6 separate regions of the Homo sapiens genome follow, and regions 1, 3, 4, 5 and 6 are each linked to region 2. Evidence: chromatin loops called from intact Hi-C (ENCODE). Cell type or tissue: heart left ventricle. All regions are shown on one strand. Region 1 has its middle 86 kb from the start of RPS23. Region 2 overlaps VCAN (versican). Region 3 has its middle 35 kb from the start of RPS23. Region 4 overlaps ATG10 (autophagy related 10). Region 5 has its middle 74 kb from the start of RPS23. Region 6 has its middle 200 kb from the start of MIR3977.

Region 1 (4,000 bases), 1.2 Mb before region 2:
ATATTTTGGAAATGTAGTATTTAAGTGACATCTATCACTTAAATACTATCATAAATGCTGAGTCCCATGGTGGTATTGATGGACCTGAAAATATATGTTTTTTCAAGTGCTTTTACAAGTGAAAAAATGTAGCTAAAATGTTATTTCTCTATTCTATTTAAAATTAGGTTTCTTGGAAAAGCTTTCATTTTCTGAAATAAACATCCCCTTGAGCCTGGTGGTATGTATAAATATGGATTCACGAAATGTGGGTTTGCTTAAAAACAAGATATGCCCAACGAACTTTGCTTCCTTTTTTGATAGAGTGGGGAGACTGCTGGGGAGGGGAAATTCCACAGACAAAATGTGTCTGGATTTCAGGAAGACGTTTGATAGAGTCTCTTATGACGTCCTTGTGGGAAAGATGAAGGTACACGAGCAGAGTGACAGTGAAACTAGGAGGCTTCGTGGCCAGTTGGACAGGGATATGTGAAGGGCACTGAATTCCAGGTGGTGCCACTTGGGAGGGAGGCTGCAGGGCTGTCTGTGGACCTCACCTTTTTGGCCATCTTGACCTGAGGTTTGGATGATCTCAATCGTGAGGAAAAATTAAGAAACCATATCAAATAAGAATATGAAGTTTAAAGTAAATAAATCCTTCATTTTAGTCCAGAACTTTAGTGTGCATTTGTGCTGGGGGGAAGATCTTACTTTCTGTGGGAGAAAGGCTGAGGGTTTTTGTTGGCTGTGGGCACCACATGAATGACCAGTGTGAAGCAACTGCTGTAAGGATTAAGGATGCCTTTTAATTAGAAATGATTTTGGTAATAAGGAGGCTGTAGTCCCACTATGCCCTGCTATAGTCAGACTACATTTAGGGAGTTTTTCAGTACTAGCTATCGCATTTCCATTTTGTGGGGAGAGTTGCTACACAGCTGGAGTGAACCCGGGTAGTGAAAGGCCTGAAAAGCGACTTAAACAAGGAACCGTTGAAGGACCTTGGGACAGTTTAGCTAGACAAGAGCAAGCTGGGAAAGTGGATTAGTGAGCTGATATCTGGTTTCAAATATTTAAAGGAAGGTCAAGTAGAACAGGGAGCAAACTGCTGCATCCCTCCGGTACCAAATAGGGGCTAACAGGGGTGATTTAAGCAATGAGAGCTGTTAGATAATAGAATGATTTGCTCATTGTTTGGATGAATTTAAGGAGAGGGAACAGGAAGGCTGTTTAGGAAAGTTGTGGACGTCATATATCCGGAGGGCTAAAAGCATGGGCTTGGGAGCCGAGCAGATTGATGCTTGAGTTCTGGCTTTGCTAGTGGCTGAGTGACCTTGGGCAATGCATTTAATATTTCCATGACTCAAGTTTCTAATCTACACAATGCAGAAAATAATAGCACCTTTCTCCTGAGGTGGCTGTGAGGATTTAAATGAAATAATTCATGTGAAATGCTTATATTACCTGGCATTGAGTTAATATTCAATAAATGACAGGTATTGCTATGACCAGTCCTGATGTGAGGGAGGGCTAAACTAGATACTCTCCTTCCCAAATCTTATATTTCATATTTCTGTTCAATGTAGGGATTAAAAGGGACAAATGCATCTAGGTCATAGCCCTAGAGAGCCTTTGATTGCTTTCCCCCCCTTTGTTCTACTCAGTGCTCCTTTCAACTTCTTGAGGCGTGCATCTTGGGGAAGAAGTGTCAATCTTCTTTTTCTCAAATACATGTCACTAAAAATAAAGTGGCAGTGTACTTGAGAAGGTGCGCTCCATTCTGAGGACCCAGGGAGTGTGCTTTTGCTCATGTTCTTGGGAAATGGTAATCATATTATGCAGAAAACCAGAAAAGGATATGCCTAAATTCAAATTGTGTCAGAGATTTTTATGCCTACCAATTTGTTATTGTTTCTATGCCTTGTATTAATATAATATGACTTGAATAAGTATTTAAATAATTGTGCAATTAAAAAGAATTATATTCATTGTTAGAGAAAAAAAGGCAAATGCAACAGAGGCGGCATAACCACACATTATGTTTTTATCCAACTTCCTGGTCGAATCCTGCCACGGTTTGCTGACAGTATGCCCACGCCACATTTTTTGAGAGAAAAAACCATTTCCAGGAGCCTAGCTTTTCTTCATCCTTTCCCACAGCCACCTCCTGCCTCTAAAGTGCTTGAAGACACAGTAGGAAGGCACCAGAGGGCATTCTCAGACCATCTATTTTCAAGGAAATACAGCTGGGAAGTACAAAACAATTCTCCACTTCGGCCAGTTTTGGATGAAATGGTGGTTTCTAACACACACTCAGAAACACTTGGAGTCTGAAAGCTGCCATGCTAAACAAACTGCCATTCAACCTTGGGGTATCAGCAGAGGCATTTGACTGAGTGATCCCAATTCACAGGACAGTCAACGTTGTCCTCAGAAGCTGGGCAGGCAACATGGGCAAGCAGAGAAACCTGCCTGAAAATCCAGAGATGTGGGGCTCTTGGTTCCAGCATTAACTGCTTTTTGACCTTCAGCAAATTACTTTGTGCTCCAAATCTTAGTTTTCTCATCTATAAAAGGAAGATACGAAAGAATACATGAAGATCATTTTGAAGTCTAACTCTCAGTGGTTGAATTCCTTTCTTTTTTTACTCTCCCTCCCTTCCTTCCTTCCTGATTAAAGGAGAAACTGGGATATACTAATACTGTGTTTGGAGTAGGTCTGCTCTGACCTTCTAGTGCTGAAGAGACAGTCTCTGAGGATTGGCAACACACACTGCTCATTGTCGAGTTGAAAGTTGAGCACTCAGGCTTTGAGTGGCTTTCAGGTTTATTCAGGCTTTTCTGACTGGGGCATGCTTACCTTCTTCGTTGGAACAGCCATGGGACGTATATAGTCTAGCATCTTGGAACATTGACTCTACACAAGAATTCTGGAGAAAAATATGACATTTTTAGTGTTAAATAGAGATATTATGGAACATAGGTTAAAATTTTGCGTGCATTTTTACTGTGAAAGAAGACTTTAAAAATGTGGGATCTGTAGTTGGATGCTTTGGGCTGTACTTTTGTATCTCCTAAGATTAGAATTATCTCTTTGTATTATTTGGAGTGTATTGGAGGGAAATTTTAGGAAAGCTTACCCCTTGGGGTACGTTTTGAATGTGTCTCAGGCTGGGTTCCCTTGAAGCAGAGCCTGAGGCAAGCATTTAGCTGCATGCAATTCCCTGAGGGCATGGCATATTCTTTAGGGGGAAAAACCTACTAATAAGAGAGAGATGCAGGAGAGGAAAGGGCAAAGAGCTGTACAATGATGTCTTCTCAAGGACTGTGATCTGATTCATTGTGTGCGTGTGGGTGGGTTCTGATGAATGATTCACACCACAGAATTGACTCACCTTGAGGCAAGGGGACTGGAATTTTGTACACCCATATCAGTTGGTCATTATTTACAGGTAACCATAGGTGAAGCCTGAAAGGCGACAGTCTTCAGTCAGGAGGCAATTCCCCAGAGAAAGGAACAGCTATAAGCTGTATGTAGTCATGGTGTGCTAGAGTCAGCTCACCACAGCTCACGAGTGCTGTGTGCACATCACTTCCCAAATGCCCTTTCTGTGACTTCACCCTGACAGCTTGCAATCGGCCAGGACAGAAGCATTACATCATGAAAATCAACAAAAGCTACAAATCCCAGGCCTTACACTCCACAGGCAGCCAGATGTTAAACGTTTACCAGCATGGCCCTGGCCAACCTTCTCTGTAGCGAGAGGCTGGTGTCCTAGCTGGTGAAGGGGATCGGAGGAGGGCACCAACAGCATCTACTACATTGGAGTTACAGAGGATTTGCCCACAAATGATCTCCCCAACTAATTCGTCAGTTGGCAAAGCCATTCCTTTAGGGGTTGCCTTTCCTAGCCGGAAGAGGAGATGTATATACTATTGAGAATCATAGAACCAAGAGTCCACCACACTCCAGTCAAAACGACTGATTATGTTTTATAAGTGCAAGAGAAGGGCAGAGAGGAGG
Region 2 (4,000 bases):
GCTCTCTGCCTTGTCTTTCAGTTCAGATAGCTAGTGGTGGGTTGAACAGCTGGAAGAACCATATTTACTCACTACTGGAAAATCATTTTATAATTGACAAGATTATTATAAAGAATAAGAAAAGGAGATTTAGTGCAGTAGCATCTCACAGATGCTTTTCCAACAGTCTTCTGTGCAACTTTAAAATCTCATGCAGATATTTAAATCTAATTGCTAATTAGTTTAAGGCAATGCATAACCATGGAAAAGGCCAAAAAAAAAAAATATATTGAATGAGCTTTGGCAGTCTCTCCTTACATTTGGATCGTCAGCCCTTCATGACTGGAGACCTGTGCAAATAAGCTTGGGGTAAAGGAGCCTACTGGCACCATTCATTCTATGGATTAAATGCAAGTTGCTCTCTGGGCCTCTGCCTGAGGCCCCCTCTCTCACAGTGGTCTCACAGTGCGAGTAACTCACATCCTTCTGAAAATGCTGTTGATAATTGCTGCTTTGTAGGGCAGTGAGCTCACACTATTACACAAGATTAGTGCTGTTCTCAAGAGCTGGCCAGATTGTCTTTCCCGCACAGAGGTTTGCCAGCTAGGAAAATAATGGGCATATTGCCACTTTAACAACTATCAGGAGACCCCAAGTTAGTTTTTCTTCCCTTCAGCATATTCATGTTTGTAGGATCCAACTCCAGGCTGCCAGCATAGGGTAGTGACACCAAAACAAACGTCTCTTTCTCCTTTAAAACAAAGCTGCTCTTTTCTTTTCAGTTGTCGGTCAACGAATTACCCTGTTCAACTAAAAGACAGCAGCAAAACCATAACCTCCCTTAAAACATAAATAAAGAAGGACCCAGACTAGACTAACCTTAAGCAAGTACAAGGATCAGAAGAAGGTTTATCTTTACCTTGCAGGGAAGTCATTTGCCCCTAACAAACAAGACAAAGTTAAATGCACCACTCCCCCTCCAGACTGCAAACAAATGCCTATTGTGTACACCAGCCATCTAGGGATAAAAAAGTCATTTTAAAGGTACCAAATGTTTTGATTTCTGTAATAAGTAGTCCTCATAGCCTCTTTTCAGATAACCATTTGACCTGTGTTCTGAAAGGCTGAGGCTAACCCCAAGTGGTTATTCTGTTTGTTATTTAGTGAAAAGATGGTTTCTTATCGGCATATGTTTCAAACAGGTACCTGTCCTCTTGGGAAAGTGTTTTCTGTTTGGAATTTGCTTTCCTACTTCGGTGGTTATCTGCTTGCCCTTGGTATCCAGTGCGTTTGGATTGAATTTTGTAGCTCTGGGAGTACAGCAGTGGCAATATGGGCCCCAGGTGATGAAAAGAGTTTGCGCACAAAGAAGTCAGCTCTTACTGCAGGTGTCATGTTTTCATAGCTAATCTAGATAAATTTTTACGGAAAAACAAACTAACTGTGACTCACGCTGCAGACATTGCATTTGTGTGCTTAGGTGTTTATCTATGATCTGACCTCTCCTAAGGATTTTAGGTGGATGTTGCACATTTGGCTTTGGTTCTGATGCAATTTCACCATTGATGTAAATCATCGGATAATTTTAAAAGACAGAGTGGAAAAGAAGAAACTACCGTAGGTGAACATTTTAGACAGAAAGAAAATTCAGATTATGGATAGAATGGCTTGCAACAGAATAGAATGCAGTCAGGTTGGTAAATACTGGTTCACCGAGGTCTGTCTTCTTGCAAAGTGTTCTCTTTGTGTTTTCACTCACAAAACTGAGAGAACATATCCCAGACAATCTTTTATTTTTTATTTTTATTTTTTTATTTTTGCCACATGGAGTACATAATTACGATTTTGGGGGACATATTCCAAGTTCTCTTTTGTTAAGTGGTGTAGCCGTTAATTCATAATGTAAGAATGGATATATATCACCACCTAGTGGTCGTATTGTATTTTGTGTTTCAAAACCACATTCACAGAACTACACCCAGATACACACAAGAATAATACTATCTGTAAATCAAGTTCCTGTAGTTTTGAATAGTTTCTTAATTCTAGTATAAATTGCATGATACTGTGATCCTGAAAGTTAAATGTGAAATGAGAGGATTTTTCAAATGCAGCATGAAGCTAACACATGTAGTCAAATACTTAGTAAAATCCTAGCAACTAAGGCAAATATTAGGACCTATCTGTCCTGTGTTTTCACTTTATACACAATAGTAGAACGCTGGAGAAAGTTTTCTTTGGCTAGTTTCCTTGGGAGGTGAACAGAGAGGGCTTTTGCAGGGTTTTTTAGATGTTTTTTTTTTTTTCACTGTGAACTAAATTAGCAATGTTTGGAGGAAAACAGAGTAAGTGAAGAGCAGTGACTGAACCGTTCAAGAGAAAAACTCCCAAATTATAGTTTGAAGTTCAGTAAGTTCTCCCAACAATTAAAATAATGTATTGTGAATGGCTTGACTACACACATGTCAAGAATGGTTTTTCTCAAAGGGATGTGCTTGGCAAAATTCATAAAATCTATAAAACATCATCTTTAATTGGCCATTTAAGGTAATCTAAACTATGGCGAATTTTAAAAAACAAAAGGTGACTGCACCTAAGCTGAAAAATTATAGATAATATATGGATAGATAGAGAGAGAGAGTTGGAAAGTAGGCCCTTGGCAGTTACAGATTCAAGATTTGCCGCCCCAGTTATACATGAGATCCTGAAGGTCTGCAGTATGAAAACATTTGTACTTTTTGCTCAGGCACAAATTTGAACTGTACCCAATGACTGGCTAGTGTGTAAAAACTCTCAGTGAGCTCTCAAGTCTGTGTATTGGACAGCTCAGTTTTCCCATCACAAGAAGTAGGTTGCTGTCTACTCTGCTGACCATTTTGTTTGTTCTCTACTGTATTTATGGCAGGAAATTATCTGCTACACAGATGTGTATGAATGGAAGCATTACCAAGTCTTAGGTCTTAGGCACTTCTTTAATGCCAAGAAGTATTGTATGTGTAAGGGTGTGTGTGTGTGTGTGTGTGTGTGTGTGTGTGTGTATGTGTGAGAGAGAGACAGAGTCTCAAATTTATGACTCACAAAAATATGAACTTGAATTTTGTCTAGTGTCTATGAAAATTCTGTCTCTTTTTATTTATATTGTATGATTTAGAAGCCAGTAGAGAGGAAAAGAAATAGAAAGATTCTAAACAGTGTCTGACTCTTCTAGAGAACCAGTGCTCATTGATTATTCTTTGTAGTTATTTGACCAAGTTAGAGAATCTCAGTGAAAATGACTTGAAATGGGTTGAGTATTATAAAGAAACCCTAGTTATTGATTAGGTTTTGATAAGAACGATTGCTCTTAAAACTTCTTAGTCTTTTGCTCATAGATGAATTTGCTTCTGTATGTGATGTGCAGGGATCAGCTGGGACTTGACTGTGACAGCAGTAACTGATACTGGATGGTCTGGTTTCCTTTCTTCAACTGAAAGTAGTACTAAAGATGAACCCAAGAAAACTCATTTTTTAACACAAGGAAAAAAAAACCTCCTGGTTTATTTCTAAGTCTTATCTATTTCTGAAAAACTGCTTTTTTTTTTCTTTTTTTTTTGAGACGGTGTCTCACTCTTGTTGCCCAGGCTGGAGTGCAATGGCGTGATCTTTGCTCACTGCAACCTCCGCCTCCCGGGTTAAGTGATTCTCCTGCCTCAGCCTTCCGAGGAATTACAGGTGCCTGCCACCATGCCTGGCCAATTTTTTTTATTTTTAGTAGAGACAGGATTTCATCACCATGTTGGCCAGGCTGGTCTTGAACTCCCGACCTCAGGTGATCCAACTGCCTCAGCCTCCCAAAATGCTGGGATTGTAGTCGTGAGCCACCACACCTGGCCCTGAAAAACTGCTTTTTTAACCTTTGCAAAAAGGCAGTTATCCATCACTGCATAAGGAAAAGGGCTATTAGTGTACATTACATTTTTATCATCAGTTTGTTTTGTTCATGCTTGTGATGCTAGTTATCTGCTGAGATTTTAGGTCATTG
Region 3 (4,000 bases), 1.3 Mb before region 2:
TGGGAACGACTCTAAACCATGTCTTCCTCTTGGCAATTCACAGTGTAAATTTGTATGTTAAAGTTTCTGAGAAAAAATAATCTTAAGGAAGACTATTGCACTTTGTAACTTTGACTAACTCAGTGTTTCCTGTGTTTAATTTTGGAGAACCTTCTTCCTCAGAACACTTGTCTACATATCATGGGAGACTAGAGTTTCACTGATCATAATTTAGAAAATATATGTCATCATCTTTCAGAGCAACTTTACAAGTAAATAGAATCCCACAAGGTGACCAAACACACATGTCTGTTTGATCTAGAAATGGAGACTATTTTTGATCTGTAATTCCACTTTTTTCCAAAATGAAAAATAGCTTTATTATTATTATTGTTATTATTATTTATTCTGATGATAAAGGTATGTAGCAGAAACTGTCAGTACCCCGTGAATATCTACATGGTCCTTTCCATTTGAGAGCACTGTAGCCTACCTGCTGAACTTTCAACTCCCCGCCTCTCTTTGCCTAAAAGCTTTCTCTGGCCCACTGCCCCCAGTCCCTGGCCCAGCAGCCTTCAACCAATGACTGGAGGACACATACACACACCTCAGCTCCCTCCCCGTCAGGTGAGATAACTCAGCAGCATGTGCTGTGCTCTGGCTCCCAGGTTCCATCACGGCCATGAAGCCCTGCTTGTCCACATTGGAAACTGGCTTAATAATGTACCTCTTTTAGCTGCCTTCCCTTCCTCTGTCATTTCTTTTCTCTCCATTTTACGTATTTTGAATGACTAAACTCCCCTGAATATTTCTTATATTCACACCTGTGTCTTAGAGACTGCTTGCAAAGAAGCCAAATAGAGACAAGAAAAACTAATGAAAACAGAAAAATCAGAAAATATTGAGCTACAGAAAGAAGAAAATGAAAATCATCAATAATCTAAACACCATTTGTAATCACTACTAATGTTTTAATCTCTATCCTTCCAGACATTTTTTTTTAATGCAGTCACTTTTTTTTTTAAATGGAAATAAAATGATAATGACAAGTAAATTATGACTTTTTTCATGGCTGGAAAACAGTCCATTCCAAAAGAGTTAAGATTGGATTTGAAGCCCAGCTCTGACACTTACTCTCCAAGTGAGCTTATTCAAGCCCTTTGTGTCTTAGATTCCTCAGCTGTGAAGTTAGAATAAGGACATTATCTATTACATGGTGTTGAAGTGAAGATTAAACACAATACACATACATAACACAGAAGTTATTAAGAGAGCTATTACTATTATTTTAAACCACAATTTAGCAAATTCTTCATTGATGTCCATTTAAGTTTTTCTCAAATTTTTTGAATAATAAACACATAATCAAGTGTTGATTCTAAAAAAGGAAAAACAAAACAAAACAAACCCAAACTTTGTGTGTTTTTTCTTTCGTAGGAATTTGCACTGTCCACTTTGGGTGCTGCCCTGTCATTTGCTCTTTTTCCATCCATCCAGGGAAGGCTCTGCAGCAAAAGTGAAGCCTTTCCCCAAGCCCGTTCTGCCGCCTGACAAAAGAGGGCGCCATTGTACTGTTCATAGACGATGCCTTGCGTCAGTAAACGTGGGAAAAGTTCTTTAGGAGTAATGCTGTTTTTATAACCATTTTCAGATTCATCCTTACCAATTACAACAAGTTGTCCATCCAGAGTTGGTTTAGTTTGCGCCGAGTCGAGATCATTTCCAACAATTCAATCCAAGCAGTCTTTAACCCAACTGGCGTATATGCTCCCTCTGGTTACTCCTACCGCTGCCAACGCGTGGGCAGCCTGCAGCAGGACCAGGCCCTCTTGCTGCCCAGCGACACGGATGATGGGTCGAGCCTGTGGGAGGTCACTTTTATTGATTTCCAGGTAATAAACTAAAACCTATGCTCAATGCACCTGCGTTTTTGGTACCAAAAGAGCTCAGTGTTTGTTTAAAAACACCTGAAACAAACCTAGATGCTTAAGGAAAAGAGAAGTAGATGCCTTTAAAAGAATATTGGTGGTTTTTTTCCTTTGTCTTTTAAGGTATGAAGTAGAATAGGATAGAGAATTTTATCTCCCTGTGTCCCCCACCTCCTACCCAGGGCTTGCTTTTACATTCAGCTTTATCCAGCACGAATAATTATCAGTGAGGAATGCCAGCCATCTAAGCCCTAGTGAAGCTGTGGGTGAAGCCAGGGACTGACACTTCCTGGACTGAGAGGCCCTTCTGGGGAGAGGCATTGGCGGACAATTATTTTATTTCCTTCAGGGAGTGGCGCAGTGATCTTATCAGGGAAGATAAGAAGTACATCGGCAGTGTGAGTGACAGCTTTGGCAGTTAGTAGGAAGGGACTCAGCGGGGAGTCAAAAATATCCCAAAGATCTTGAAAGTATTTGGAGTAAGGAATGGGGTGTAAGAGATTCCTTTTCACCACCAGAATCTTAGGCTGAGAGACATTCTGTCAAGTTCCTCTATCCTGTTTACCTGTGAATGAAGCTTAGCTTGTTCCTACCACTCCCTGAAATAGTAGGCAGGGCTTTGCATGTACCTCTTATGGGCACATTCCAACCTTTTCCAAATATATGTGGGCATTGGCATATATGCATATTCTTCCCTTTCATCCTTCCCAAGCTTAGAGAAGTGTCGTGTGGATGAAAGGCAGTTTGGGGTAGGGAAGGAGCTCACATTTTGGAGTCAGACAGACCTGGTTTCAAATTACTGCTCAGCCACCAGGGCAAGTTACTTAACCTCTCTCAATTTCTCACCTATCTTTATTAATGTAAAGAATACGTGGCCTAAGATATGTGGAAACACTCAGGAGTGTGCCAGGCGTGGATTAACAATAATTGCTACCTGTGAGTGACCCGTGTGTGTTGGTACTGTGGTCGTTACTTTATGTGCTTTGTCTTCAGAACTTACCATAATGCTGCAAGGTGGTTTTATGAATGAGGTGACTGAATCTCCGATAATCACATAATTTTTCTAAGGAGTATAACTGGTAAACGGTAGAGGCAGAACTCAAATTCTGGACAGTTTGGTTCCAAGGATTCTTTTGTGTGTGTGTGTGTGTGTGTGTGTGTGTGTATAAAATGTTTATAAATATTATTTATATTATGTATGTGTATGTCTATACATGTGTGTATGCATGTGTGTATGTATACATATAGAGGAATGGCAGTGAGGATATAATGACAACAAGGAATATTTTACATATAATTTCGCCTATTTAGACCGGGGGAATTGATTGATTTATACCTCTACCTTGTTCCAGAAATGACTTAGTTGACTTATGGAAATACTACTTATGAAAAATTACTTTCAAAAATAGGCAAATCACTTCACATCCATTAGGATGGCTATTATAAACAACAACAAGCAAACAGAAAATAACAAGTGTTGGCAAGGACAGGGAGAAGTTGGAACTCTTGTGCATTGCTGTTGGGAATGTAAAATGGTGTGGATGCTGCGGCAAATAGTATGGAGTTTCCTCAAGAAGTTAAACATACAATTATCAAGGGATCCAGCAACTCTGCTTCTGGCTATATACCCCAAATAATTGAAAACAGGGACTTGAACAGCTTTCACCTGTGTTTATACCTACGTTCATGGCAGCATTATTCACAATAACCAAAAGGTGCAAGCAACCCAAATGTCTATCAATGGATGAATGGATCAACAAATCTAGTGTATATGTACAATGGAATATTATTCAGCATTAAAAATGAAGAAAATTTGGGGATTGGGCGTGGTGGCTCATGCCTTTAAGCCCAGCACTTAGGGAGGCTGAGGCAGGAGGATCACTCTTGAGCCCAGGAGTTTGAGACCAGCCTAGGCAACATAGTGAGACCCCCATCTCTACAAACAATTTTTAAAAAAGAAATTAGCTGGGGTCGTAGTGGTGTCACCTGTAGTCCCAGCTACTTGGGAGGCTGAGGTGGGAGGATTGCTTGAGCCCAGGAGGTCGAGGCTTCAGTGAGCCAAGACTGTACCACTGCACTCCAGCCTGAGTGAC
Region 4 (4,000 bases), 1.4 Mb before region 2:
ATAATGACATTTTTTGTTGTGAAAAATCTACTCTTTCCTTTTTATTTCTAATGGCCACATTCAGAACATTATTCTTAAACTTACTCTGAATTATTTGTACTCTCTCTAGTCTTCATTTTAGGAGTTAAAAAATGTTAGTGAAACCGTGCACAATAAGGATAAAGGTGACTCCAGCGTGCTTGCACTAGAGTTAGATAGTGCTGGTGAAATATCTCATGCTGTTATTGGCTCATGAAAACTAATAGCCCTGAGAAATTTAATTTAGAAAGCTGCACATTTTGAGTAATATATAGATTACTTGACATGTGGGTTATTATTCAATTGAGAGATTTTATATGAAAATGTCAAATTAAATGCTACTGGCAGTTGCTAAAGATTGTACTTTTTAATTATTCTATTTTTCACCTAATGTCTCTTCTTCTTTTGTCATTGACACTTTAGATTACTGACAGAACATTCCATTAGCTTAAATGTGTATTATCATTCCAAGTGATACAGGCACATAGTAGGCACTCAATAAACACTTGTTATATAAATGACCTCAATTTACCATGCTCACTATGTAGGTTACTACTGAAATTATTTTGGCTTCTACTTCTTTTTCAAGTATTCAAGAGATTTTACTGAGCTACACAGCCTCAATGTGACTAATGAAATTTCTAAGCATGTTAAAATTGGTGCGATTGAGTATCTTGGATCTGAAACGAAGGAGTTGTTGATTGAGTATGCTTATGTCTCCTCTGACTGAGGCCAGATGTAAAAAAATAGACTCTCTTAACATGGTTTAAAGTTTCTCATTGAAGATACTTTGAATTGAACATGCAGGCACATAATAATGTGTTTTATGTACTTAACCAAGTATTTATGTCCGTGTTTTAAGTTTTGAGTCTTCAGTTTTCATAAATAAGTGGATATGTACAACATTCTTCAGGTTTCTACTTTGTTTATATGATGCAGTTCTTTATACATATATAAATATCCCAGTTTGTTTCAGTGGGATTTCTCAAGTATCCATTTTGCTTTTGAAATAATTAGTCACGATCATATTTGAATGCATTTTAGATATTAATAATGTATGCCACGATTTTGAAGATATTGCTGATTAAGTTAGATCTTTTGTTTTTGTATGAAAGATCTCAAAAACTAACTTTTGTGTGTCTTTGATGATGAAGGTGTGAACTGTGACTAGGCAAACCAGTGACGAAGGCTTAGGGAACAGAAACCACATCATACCTCATTAAGTCATTGTTGTCATAGAGACAAAGCTATATTTACCCAGACCTTTTACAGTGTAAGTGGTCAGCAGAAACTGGAGAGATTTGCAGAGACACAGAGGAAAAGCAAAATTATATACTTTTGCCAACCATACTCTGATTACTCAACATATTTTGGGAACTGCTGGTTTTGAAACTTCTTCCAGTCCTTGTGGCTAGAAGTTGGAAGATGGTTACTTATTAAAGGTGAATTTGTTTGGCGACAACAAAATCATTTGGAAGCAAATATATGGAATAAAATAAGTATAATTTTTTTTCCTTTGATTTAAACCTATTTGGGACTAGTAAGTAATTAGTTACTTGTCTGGCTCTGAAGGCAGTTCAAAAGTTCAAAGGCAGTTCCATTGACAGAATTACAGCATTGTTGGAATAAATATTGGTTGAATTTGCTGAATAATCAGGTAACCTCCCTAGGTGACTGTTTTGAGGAACAGTGGTCTTTTGAATATTTAAGACCTGATATGCTTGTTTTAAAAACATGTAGTCCCACCAGGCCTAGCATGCCACCAGCAGGGGGTGCCAAACACAGAACTTCAATAGGTGCTAAAGAGACTGCAGTGGCCCTTGAGATAGCCGTTATGGGCCTAGAAGAAGCAGATATTTTAACAATGGTATTATAATTGCTTGTTGACCTTCCTCAGTTTTTTTAAGGGGGTTAGATTTTGGAAGTTGGAGACCATGGTTTGGAGAGGGTATTCATGGAGGTCACGACTGTCTAAGCCATCTCAACCAGTTGCATCATTGTGGATGTATAACAGACTTGCACTGTTATATTACCAATTTTTCCATTGGTTTCCTCATTTGAAGAGTCTACTTTTCAAACAAAGCTCTGGTTACAACAATCAAAAGCAAGCAAGTTGGTTTAGAAAGTTGGGGTGAGAAGAAAATAGTGCTTATTCTGAAGAAAAAGAAATAAAGCTTTGCCAGGCCTCATTGGGATTGCAGCTAAAGGACTCCACTGAGGTAAATACTTTCCTGGCCTCTTGTCTCTGCCCTTCCCTATATAGCCACATTTTTGTAAAGATGGAGTCTCACTTTGTTGCCCAGGCTGGTCTCAAACTCCTGGCTTCAAATAATCCTCCCACCTGGGTCTCCCAAAGTGCTGAGATTACAGGCGTGAGCCACTGTGCCCAGCTGTTGTTGTTGTTTAAGGTGATGAAAATGTTCTAAAATTGATTGAGGTGATGATTGCACAACTCTACGAATATAACTGAATTGTACACTTCACATGGGTGAATTGTATGTACGTGAATTATATCTTGATAAAGTTATGTGTGTTTTTTTTTAGTCATTGGCTTTAAGTGACGAATGTTAGTGATATGCATGTAGTGCTAGTGATCCCCTACCCAGCCCTGGTGGTCTTTCCACTGGTTGGCACCTCTCCCTGGAACGCTGTGCCTCCCAGTGTTTGCACACAAGTTACTTTCTCACTAAAGTCTAAAATTGCAAACCCACCTCTGGCTGGCACTTCTTAGCCTGCTTTACTTTTCGTTTTCACCATAGTATGTATCACCTCCTAAGATAATATACAGTTTACTTGTTTATTGTGTTTATTGTTTATTTTCACACACACACACGCACACACACACACACACACACCCCAAGGCATAATGTAACCTCCATGAAAACAAGGATGATTGTTTTGCTCACTGATGTATCACAAAGGCTTGGAACAGATGCCTGGCATATAGTAGGTGCCCAATTATATAAAACATCTACTTCTAAAATTAACTTCTATCCAAACCATTTACTCCATACTTACATTGTTGCCTGAAATACTTTAAGGAATAAAATTAAAATCATTACTGATTACCAGATATGAAACCCAGCATTCTTCTCTAGGTCTGAAAAGCTTTATGGTAATAGAAATAAAGTTAAGGAAGGCATTTTTTCATCATTTATCATTTGCTCAGTAAATATTTGTAAAGCATTTGCAGTGCCTCTGCCCTCAGAGGCAGCGTGGACCAGCAGGAAGAGCATTGGTGAGTCCTGAGATCTGGATTCAGACTTCAGTTCAGTCATGAACCGGCTGCATACTTTTGGCAGATACATATTTCGTAAGACCTTGGCTGCCCTATTTATAAAATTAGTGGTTATACTAGCTCTAACATTTTATTATCCTACTACAGGTATTTGTTTACTTCTAACTTTGACGTGTAAAAATTATTTTAAAAGCATGTCGTTCTGTAATTTGATTAGTTTACTATTTGACACTAAAGTTCTTAAGATCTTATTTGCCTCTTCCCACACCAATACACACACACACGCATGCGCACACAGACACACGCACACACATACACATATGCATGCATGGCATTTGCATATTTCAAAGATGCATAGTGCTTAAGAGCAGAGTTTGGCCCTACTCTGTAAATGTGTTCAGAAAACAATATAACACAGATACTGAAGGCAGCTTGTTTTTAACTTGTAGCTAAACATGACATTCAAATGTTAATTGGATGAATAAATCTTGTTCATTTTACAGACATGGAAATGTCAATGGAATAAAACTATTTATCACAAGATAATGGTCTCCTGCCGCTAGATAAATGCCAAGATGAAGATACTTATTGAAAATGTATCAAAATATTCTATTGCTATTTATTGAAAATAAAGGTTGAGGAAAAGTTCAACTTTTTAGGTCAAACATGAGAAATGCCCTGCTTATAATATTAGTATGGTACTATATCAAAGATGATATGCACGGTATAGCAACATGGGAAAAT
Region 5 (4,000 bases), 1.2 Mb before region 2:
TAAAAGTCAGTCAGCTCACCACTTTTGGATTCTTCCTTGACTTCCTGGCCGTACATACTTCCCATCCTCACGCTGCCTCACTTGTTTGGCTCTTCATCTCTCTCCTTCTCCTCCTTCACCCTGGAGCAACACCGGAGGCCTCTCATGTCCTCCCGTGGAGAAGTGGGAGAACAGCACAGCCCTTGCCTTACTATTTTGTTCTTACGACCCTCAGACCTTCAGGGGCTCACTTTCTCCCACAGCACTGTAGCCAAAGAAAGGTTTCTTTCCTAAGAGGGATTATGGTATCAGCTCTTCAAATACCATTAAATTTTTATTTTCTACACATAAACACATTCTTATGGTTTTGGAAAATGGAAGCAGTATAAAACCAAAATTTTTTGCAAACTCAGTGTGATAGCCTTCATATATTAGGCATTCAATGAATATTTTAGTGATTAACAAATGGGTGGTTTTTAATAATGAACCTCACCCTGTTATAACCAAATACTCGTGTCAGAGAAACTAGCTTGCTTTTATATCAAGATTATGGCCCTGGATTTTGATAATGCCACAGAAATATTGTCAAATGTTGTTCACTCGGCTCTGCTCTTTCCAAGTTGAGGTGAGCTAAGGGAGCCAACCAAAGTAAGGTTGGTTTCCTGCTCCTTTTCCCCCCCACTTAACCCTTTGCTTAAAAAGCTCTCCGAGGCCATAAACTACTAGGACACAACTCCCTATTAATTAGCCATTTATAACTATGTTTCTGTTGATTTTTTGGACCAATCATTAATTTGATAGGGTTATAGGAAGTCCTATGCTCCTGTAACTGAGAAGACACTGTCTAAGTGTGGGTCCAGATTGAGGAGGTCCTTTGGGGTCTGTTGCTTCTATCATTGGCCTGACCCACGCTGTCTCTCAAATTCAGACCTCTCAGAAAAAGGAAGAAAGGCTTCATCCGCAGTGGGCATTAAAAAAAATCATAAACATCTATTCATGGTCTTGGAATTGAATCTTAAGGCAAAGCAGGATCTCAGGTAAGATTGACAGATGATGAACTGGCAGCCCACACCCCATTCCTGTTGATATGTTCTACCTCTTTCTATTACTGGGGTGTGATTACTTCAAAGCCAGGAAGAGCTGCAATCTAATTTTAGAAGAATGCCCTTCTTTTACACGTTGGTGAGTATATATCTTAATATATGATGTATATATCTATATAATTTTAGTAGTTGTATAATAAAAATTGGGATAGGTAAACAAAAGAGAGCAGCTGAAAAGTCTACCTATAAAGGCTTCAGGCTAACATAGTTACTTATATTGCTTCTACCACAAATCTGTGGGGATGATTTTTATTTGTTGGGAAGGGTTGTCTCTGAATTTCCTGTAAAGTTTGGCATTTTAAATCTTTTTTTTGACTCTTCTCCTGTTAAATATATATCTTGGAAACTTGGCTGTTTCTGTTTCCTGAGCTTCACAGCGAACCAACAAACCAGCAGTAACTGTAATCCACCTCTTAAAATTTAATCCCTTGGGACAGTCCATCTCAATGGCAGAATAAGAAACACTCTCCTGGCAGAATAAGGGTGAAGATAAGCCTATTCCTGTACTTATCTGGGAGCACATGTAGGTATGAGTAACAAGACCAAGAGCTGCCAAGGGTGAAGGAAGATGTAGGAGCCCATGGATTGCATGAGGGAAATATGGATCCTGTGAAGGGCAAGTTGGTTTCTTTGTGTGGACGACCCAGATAAAGCAATGAAAATGGATAATAAGGACAGTAAGGACAAGTGCCTTCCAAGGCATTAAGGCAAATGAGATTGTAGCATGGATACAGAAGAGAAAGGAGAGAGAGAAAAAGTAGATGGAAAAGTAAATGACTCAAACCTTCCATTACTGAAAGTTCCAAATGTTTCTTTAATGGCAATCACCAGATTGTAGGCCTTCATTTTTCACCGGTCAGCATTCCCTCATCTTTCTGTTCATAACAAATGTGAGTTCCTCTTCTGACCACTAGAGGTCTCTAGAGAATCACGGATCAACATCTGAAGCCTCATACCCTCTTGCTATCAGCCACTCTAGGAGGTGGAAATGTTTATTTTTCCAACATGAATAGTCAGTCACATAGTCACAAGAGATCCAAGGCCTGAATCTTAAATTTCTAAAAATTAAAAAATGCATATAGCTGCTTCAGTGGGTAGCTGCCTACTCAACTTCAAGCTGGCACTGACCATCATCCCTCAAATATGTCCCTTGCTATTTTGATGGTAGAAATTCTGCTATTACACAGAATAACAGCACTGCTTCTACTAAAAAGGCAAATGCTGTGGAAGCCTAATTTATACAATCATAATGAGTTATTTATACGATAGTATGAGTGACTCCGTTGGGCCTTTGCCATTGTGATTACGAAGGATGACAGATCAGGGTTGGTGGGGAGATGAGGAGGGCAATGAAAGAGGAGGTGAAGACAAACTTCATCTACTTCACACCATTGCAGAGGTCTGACCCCAGGTCCTCTTCCAACTTCCTGCCCCTCAGTAAGTGCTGTGGGTGTGTAACCCAACTCTGGGGTCAAGTGAACAAACTGCCCTCAACTTCCTTAAGGCTTCCTGTTCAAGACGATGACTTCCAGACTTTACTGGGACACTGATATTATCACCTCTGGAGTCCTTGATGTGACTCTCTTCCTGGTCATATGGACTGTAGCTATTTTGGGCGTGTCCAACATGTTTGATAGTGCCGGTGATGACAAGTGTACATTTCAACATTCCATTATTTAGAACACGCATGTAATTATTTGTAATGAATCACTGATGACATCTGGAGAACAATGAAGTCCTCTTTTAATGTTTGGATGATTAGCTATCGGAAATTTTTACTTTGATGGTCTTTCATTTTTATCTCAAGGATTTTGGATATTAGTTCCTGTTGCACTCTGATGTACATTAATTTTTCCTACATTTATCTGTCCATCAAACATTTATTGAGAGTCTATTAATTTCCTCTTACACTGAAGGCTCTATAAATATGAGGATGAATAGGAAGAATAGGGCAGGGTTCTCAAGAAGTTCGTCAGTTGATAGAAGGGCCAGATATGTTGAGGCAGTTACGAAGTGCATGATAAATAGAGAAGTACGAAGTGCATGATAAATAGAGAAGTACGAAGTGCATTGGGACTAGGAAAAAAATAAAGAAATACTTCTAGAAAAATAAAGTCCATTTTCTCAGCTTGTTTGAAAGCCATCATCTGTTGTTGTTATTATTTTTCATCAGGGGACAGTAGTCTGATAATTCACCTTGATGCCTTTGGTATATTTTTTAATTGCTTTTAGCTCTTTTAAAAGGTGCTTACCACAGGGTTGAAGGGTAGAGTATATGTAAGGCAATGTGGCTAGAGCCTACTGGTATAACCCATTCCAAAGGAGTGACCTCTTATCTGGTCAAAGGAAGACCAGTGGCCAGTAGGGTTGCCTGTGTTTTCACAGTGGATATCCTGGAGCTCCTGAAGTTGGTACTACTGGAACACAGAACATTCCCTACTGAAGAGAATGTTATAAAGTGCATATGTTCTTTCTTTCTGCAATTTTCAAGGATTGTGCACATCTCTCAGTAACCTAGCCTTCTTTTGAAGCCTTGCTTACAAGACAGAAAATTAGGTGAGTGGCTGAGATTTAGAAGTGCGTATCTACCAAGGGGGAGAGAATAAACTGTCTTTTGAGCAGAGAGGTGGCGCGAAAGCTCACCAACTTCCTGGGTCCAGTATTCTCAGGAGGCCATCTCTTCTGCTGAGGATGGCTTCCTGCAATGGGCTGTGGGTTTGTTTTATCTCTGACCCAAAATAGCATTTGTATTCAGTTCTCTCAATGGAGAGAGTGGAGAGAGCAAATTTCATTTCTTCATTATGCAAAAAGACACATGTATTTATAATGAACAACTCCATTTGGCTTTTTACTTTTAGGTGGGCATAGACTTCAATTGATGCCAGATCCTCCTTTTTCCTTGGAGAATCATGCTTGTA
Region 6 (4,000 bases), 930 kb before region 2:
AGTTTAGTCTTCAGACAAAACAGGTGATTCAGACACTGTCACAGCTGAAGGGCCCAGCCACATACCCTCAAGCAGATTGTTTCTGGTTTTTCATAAGGAATCTAGTTATTCATTGACTTGAAAGTATTTGTACACATGTGTCATTTGTGTGTTTTTCCTGAATCAGTTTGCTCAGCAAAGAGCCAGTGAATAGGTACTTTGTGTAAACACTGTGCTATCCACTGCTGAGGAATAGAGAGATGAAAACAACATAGCCCCAGACAACAAGAAACTTACAGTCTAACAAGGGCAGACAGATATCTAAATATGTGTACTCTTTAAGGTAAAATAGAACTGATGCTATGGTAGATGAAGAAAAAAAAATCTTAGCTCATCATTTTCTGCTACAGGCACAAATGGTACACCAAATCTCTTGATTTGTATTGTAACAGTAGAGGCCTTTGAAAGCAAGGGATATCGAACATTTGAACTTGGCTCTTAGCTACAGCATTAATGGGATGTGATTAAAATGTACCTGAAGACCAATATTTAAAGCAGGACAAAATTCTGTTTCTAATTGTTCCCCTTCTCAAAAGAAGAAAGAAGGAGCTTCTAGAGGGATAAGGTAGTTGTATGTTGAGGCTTTAATATTCTGGTAAACTGCGAGATTCTTTAGCACCCTTGTTTACATTGTTTATACGGTAAGGAAGGTTTGGAAAAAGTAAAACATATATTTATCAGTCACTTAAATAGTACTTACTTTGTGCCAGGGCTGTTCTAAGTGATTTACAAATATTATCTCAATGGTCTTAATAGACATGTAAAACCTTATTCTTTCCATTTTGCAGATAAAAATGGAGATGCAGAGAGGTCAAGTAATTTAGCATGGTCCTATTTATTTTCTTTCATTTTGTTGAAAGGTCTCAGAGGTACAAATGGCCTACAGGACTGTTCAGAAGGCAAGTGCAGCACCTGACCAATGGCATTACAGATCATTCAGTATGCAGGATCACAACTTTGATGCCATCTTCAATGTCTCTCTCTCCACTTTGTGTGCAATCTTCAGAGCTTATTACTCATACCTTATGTTCCTCAAAGTGCTTCCCTTCCATCTGGGCAAGTGGGACTCCTGCTCTGGGTCCCATACAGCAGAGCCTCGTGCTTAACAGTGGCCTCCTCAACTTTCTGTAAGTCTCCCTTTGGTTCCTGGAGCTGTCTGCAACTATTAGTGCTATTCCAGGAGGTGACCCAAGCCCTGTAGAGGGCCCCTATGGTACCAGCTCCCTATTTCTCCCCACAGTGCATTATCTGACCCTCATTTGCCAGGAATCAACACAATGCCCTAAGGAACTTCAGGACTTCTGAATTTGGAGTCACCTTAGGGAAGATATCACTCCTGCCAGTTAGCATGATATTTCTTTCATGAAATCATACAAGTTTGGCTACAAGAATGATGCTGATGAACTGATTTTGAGTTATTCCTACCCATGAAATACACAAGATGAATTCTGGCCTCTGGCCCAACACCAAAATGTGTGTGAGCCATGCATTGGCTTTCACTTATGCCTGTTCTGATCATGGCGCTGCAGTGGGAATGGTGGCAGCCCCCTTCTCCCTGTGTGTCTTCCACTGCTGGCACTCAGGGTGGTCCCTCCATCCATCTACAGCTTGGTGCTCCAAGTCAGAGATCTTCTGGGATGGCTGTACCTGACACATTTGAAGGCTTTCAAGATTACTGCTCTACAATGCCAACAAACCTTTCTGACTGACATCCTTTCTTGCTTGTGATCAAGGTGGAGACATTGTCTTCTCCTGAGACAGTCTTAAGCCAATGTAGATGAGGGATGTATATTTCTTGCAGGAATGGAAGAACTATTCTTGATCTGTCCATGAGCTTCTTATTTGTCTTTTCGATTGCTGTTCATGCAAAAGGAAGTTTGAAAGAAATCACATTCCAAGAATAAAATTATTATAAAGAATTCAAGAGAAAAGTATGGTTGAAGGACAAATTGTTCTACATTTATAGTATAAAATCCAAATGGTAATTTAAAATGACCAGGACACGACTTATTGCTAACATTTTCCCACAAACTAACTGAAATTTGCACCATTAACAAAGAACAGTAACAATATTTGAGATTATCATTGGAATCCATTATTCTCAGGAAGCACAATGGATGGTACAGCATCTTAAATAATGATCTAACAGCATTAAATAAATGGTGCTAGGAAACCAGTAGCAAGAAGGGCAATATTGTTTCAATATAAATAGATTCTGTCTGGGCACAGTGGCTCACGCCTGTAATCCTAGCACTTTGGGAGACTGAGGTGGGCAGATCATGAAGTCAGGAGTTCGAGACAATCCTGACCAACATGGTGAAACCCCATCCCTACTAAAAATACAAAAATTAGCCAAGCGTGGTGGCACATGCCTGTAATCCCAGCTACTCAGGAGGCTGAGGCAGGAGAATTGCTTGAACCCGGGAGGCAGAGGTTGCAGTGAGCCAAGATCACACCACTGCCCTCCAGCCTGGGCGACAGAGCGAGACTGTCTCAAAAAAAAAAAATATATAGAAAAAAGATTTTGAAGAGCTCTGGCTTTGTATTAACAATTTGCCTCCTTTTCATTATAGTGGGAGGTAAGAAATTAGGTAGGAACAATGTCTATGACAATAAAGAACATGAAGAAATGTTTCCTGAACACTACAATCTCTATATGCATTGACTAGACAATTAACAAATGTATATGTACCTCTTCAATACATGGCTATATTTCACGTAGGTCTATAAATTTTGTAAAACAGTTTTTAAAGATCGGTAGTTTACATAGAGAAGGGCCTTGCAAAAAAAAAAAAAAAAAAAAAAAAACTGCCTGTGACCCCATGCATCTTAGGAGTGGCTCTAGTCCCATATTTCTATTTTTAAATTTTCACTCTCTCTGCCTTATTACCTTTCCCTTATCCCATTGCAATACTTTTTCTAACTGGCTGGATGTTATCCTTTCTTCCCCTTATAATCTTCCTTAAACACATCTGCCTAATTGCTCTGGATGTTTTGGAGTTACTTCTATACTTTAAACTTCCACTGACTCTCCATTGTTCTCTGGTGAAGTACAGACCATTCATTCATCCTCTGCAATCTAACTACAAACCACCTTTCCTACTCCGTCTCTCAGTATGTAATGTTACCACACAGTAAGTCTGTAACGAAACTGAACCTCTGGCTGTTCTTCAACATGTCTTTCTCCTTCTCATCTTTACACATTTGCTTTTAATATTCCTGCCCCACTTCTGTCTCTCCCATTTCTCTCCATTACAATTATACCCAATCTTGAAGGCCTCAAATGCCTCCATTTTCCCAAGCCCTAAGTCAGATGTCTCCTTCTTTTCATCTACATGCTTATTTAGCTGTATCTCTTTTGCAGTTTTTTTTTTTTTTTGCCTCTTTACAAGCTGACTTAAGTGACATGAAGATGAAGGGACTTGGCCAGGGTTAGGGTTCAAATTAGTCAAATAATTGTTCATATTGGCAGAAACATATTTTTATTGCTTCCAACCATTGGCACTTAGATGATTAGTTTTATTAAAGAGAATCACAGACATTAAAGAGAACACAGACAAGACTGTGCTCTTAGTGGAAGCTGATAACAGAAATAAGCTTATGGTTTGCAAGATGAAAAGCCCAAATGCTACATTGAATAAAAACTAAGAACAAAAAAGGTCTAAAGCAAGAAGGTCTAGAAATCTTGTTAAACGCCATGCATTCACAAAGACATTTTTTCTTTTGAAAAAGAATAGAGTCAGAGGAAAGCAAGATTTCTATTTATTGCCTTTGTTGTCTTTAAAGAGCAGACCTTGCCAAAACTACAGCAGTCATGCAGATCTTGGCATCTGCAATCTCTAACAGGTTTCAGATTTCCAAAACTGACTTGAAAATCACATGTCAGCAAACTAAAGGGGCAAGGGGAAATGCTGATAGGAAACAAGTGAGTTTTATGTGCTCTTGAAATTCTATGAAAAAA

What was found. Peaks named below come from ENCODE experiments on the same cell type or tissue, not always from the same donor. Only the 100,000 strongest peaks of a DNase experiment are listed, where the experiment ranks them.
Region 1: it touches region 2 in a loop (6-fold over the local background); 85 of 110 quality-filtered maps call a loop at or near these places.
Region 3: a loop joins it to region 2, with 13 times the contacts of the local background. A loop is called at or near these places in 33 of 110 quality-filtered maps.
Region 4: it touches region 2 in a loop (7-fold over the local background); 5 of 110 quality-filtered maps call a loop at or near these places.
Region 5: it touches region 2 in a loop (9-fold over the local background); 90 of 110 quality-filtered maps call a loop at or near these places.
Region 6: it touches region 2 in a loop (5-fold over the local background); 64 of 110 quality-filtered maps call a loop at or near these places.

What each region holds. Positions count from the first base shown.
Region 1 is chr5:82,362,496-82,366,495 of GRCh38, forward strand. No RefSeq gene overlaps it. Among named protein-coding and RNA genes, the nearest start is that of RPS23, 86 kb to the left of the region's middle. RefSeq lists an enhancer at 2,701-3,900. In heart left ventricle, a CTCF peak has its summit at 2,198 (motif pointing right); no DNase peak of the experiment used is centred here; H3K27ac peaks cover 421 bases.
Region 2 is chr5:83,562,410-83,566,409 of GRCh38, forward strand. All of the region lies in intron 12 of VCAN (versican), which reads left to right. It overlaps LOC124901021 (a long non-coding RNA gene), which reads left to right. Exons shown (of 2, transcript XR_007058847.1): 1 at 1-1,023. Among named protein-coding and RNA genes, the nearest start is that of VCAN-AS1, 2.1 kb to the left of the region's middle. In heart left ventricle, CTCF peaks have their summits at 1,918 (motif pointing left) and 2,117; no DNase peak of the experiment used is centred here; H3K27ac peaks cover 1,218 bases.
Region 3 is chr5:82,310,981-82,314,980 of GRCh38, forward strand. It overlaps the pseudogene ATP6AP1L. Among named protein-coding and RNA genes, the nearest start is that of RPS23, 35 kb to the left of the region's middle. In heart left ventricle, CTCF peaks have their summits at 1,534 (motif pointing right) and 1,734; a DNase peak (open chromatin) is centred at 1,541; H3K4me3 peaks cover 695 bases; H3K27ac peaks cover 1,287 bases.
Region 4 is chr5:82,173,036-82,177,035 of GRCh38, forward strand. All of the region lies in intron 4 of ATG10 (autophagy related 10), which reads left to right. Among named protein-coding and RNA genes, the nearest start is that of RPS23, 100 kb to the right of the region's middle. In heart left ventricle, a CTCF peak has its summit at 1,790 (motif pointing right); a DNase peak (open chromatin) is centred at 1,806.
Region 5 is chr5:82,349,997-82,353,996 of GRCh38, forward strand. No RefSeq gene overlaps it. Among named protein-coding and RNA genes, the nearest start is that of RPS23, 74 kb to the left of the region's middle. RefSeq lists an enhancer at 2,298-3,497. In heart left ventricle, a CTCF peak has its summit at 2,000 (motif pointing right); no DNase peak of the experiment used is centred here; H3K27ac peaks cover 1,449 bases.
Region 6 is chr5:82,635,718-82,639,717 of GRCh38, forward strand. No RefSeq gene overlaps it. Among named protein-coding and RNA genes, the nearest start is that of MIR3977, 200 kb to the right of the region's middle. In heart left ventricle, no CTCF peak of the experiment used is centred here; no DNase peak of the experiment used is centred here.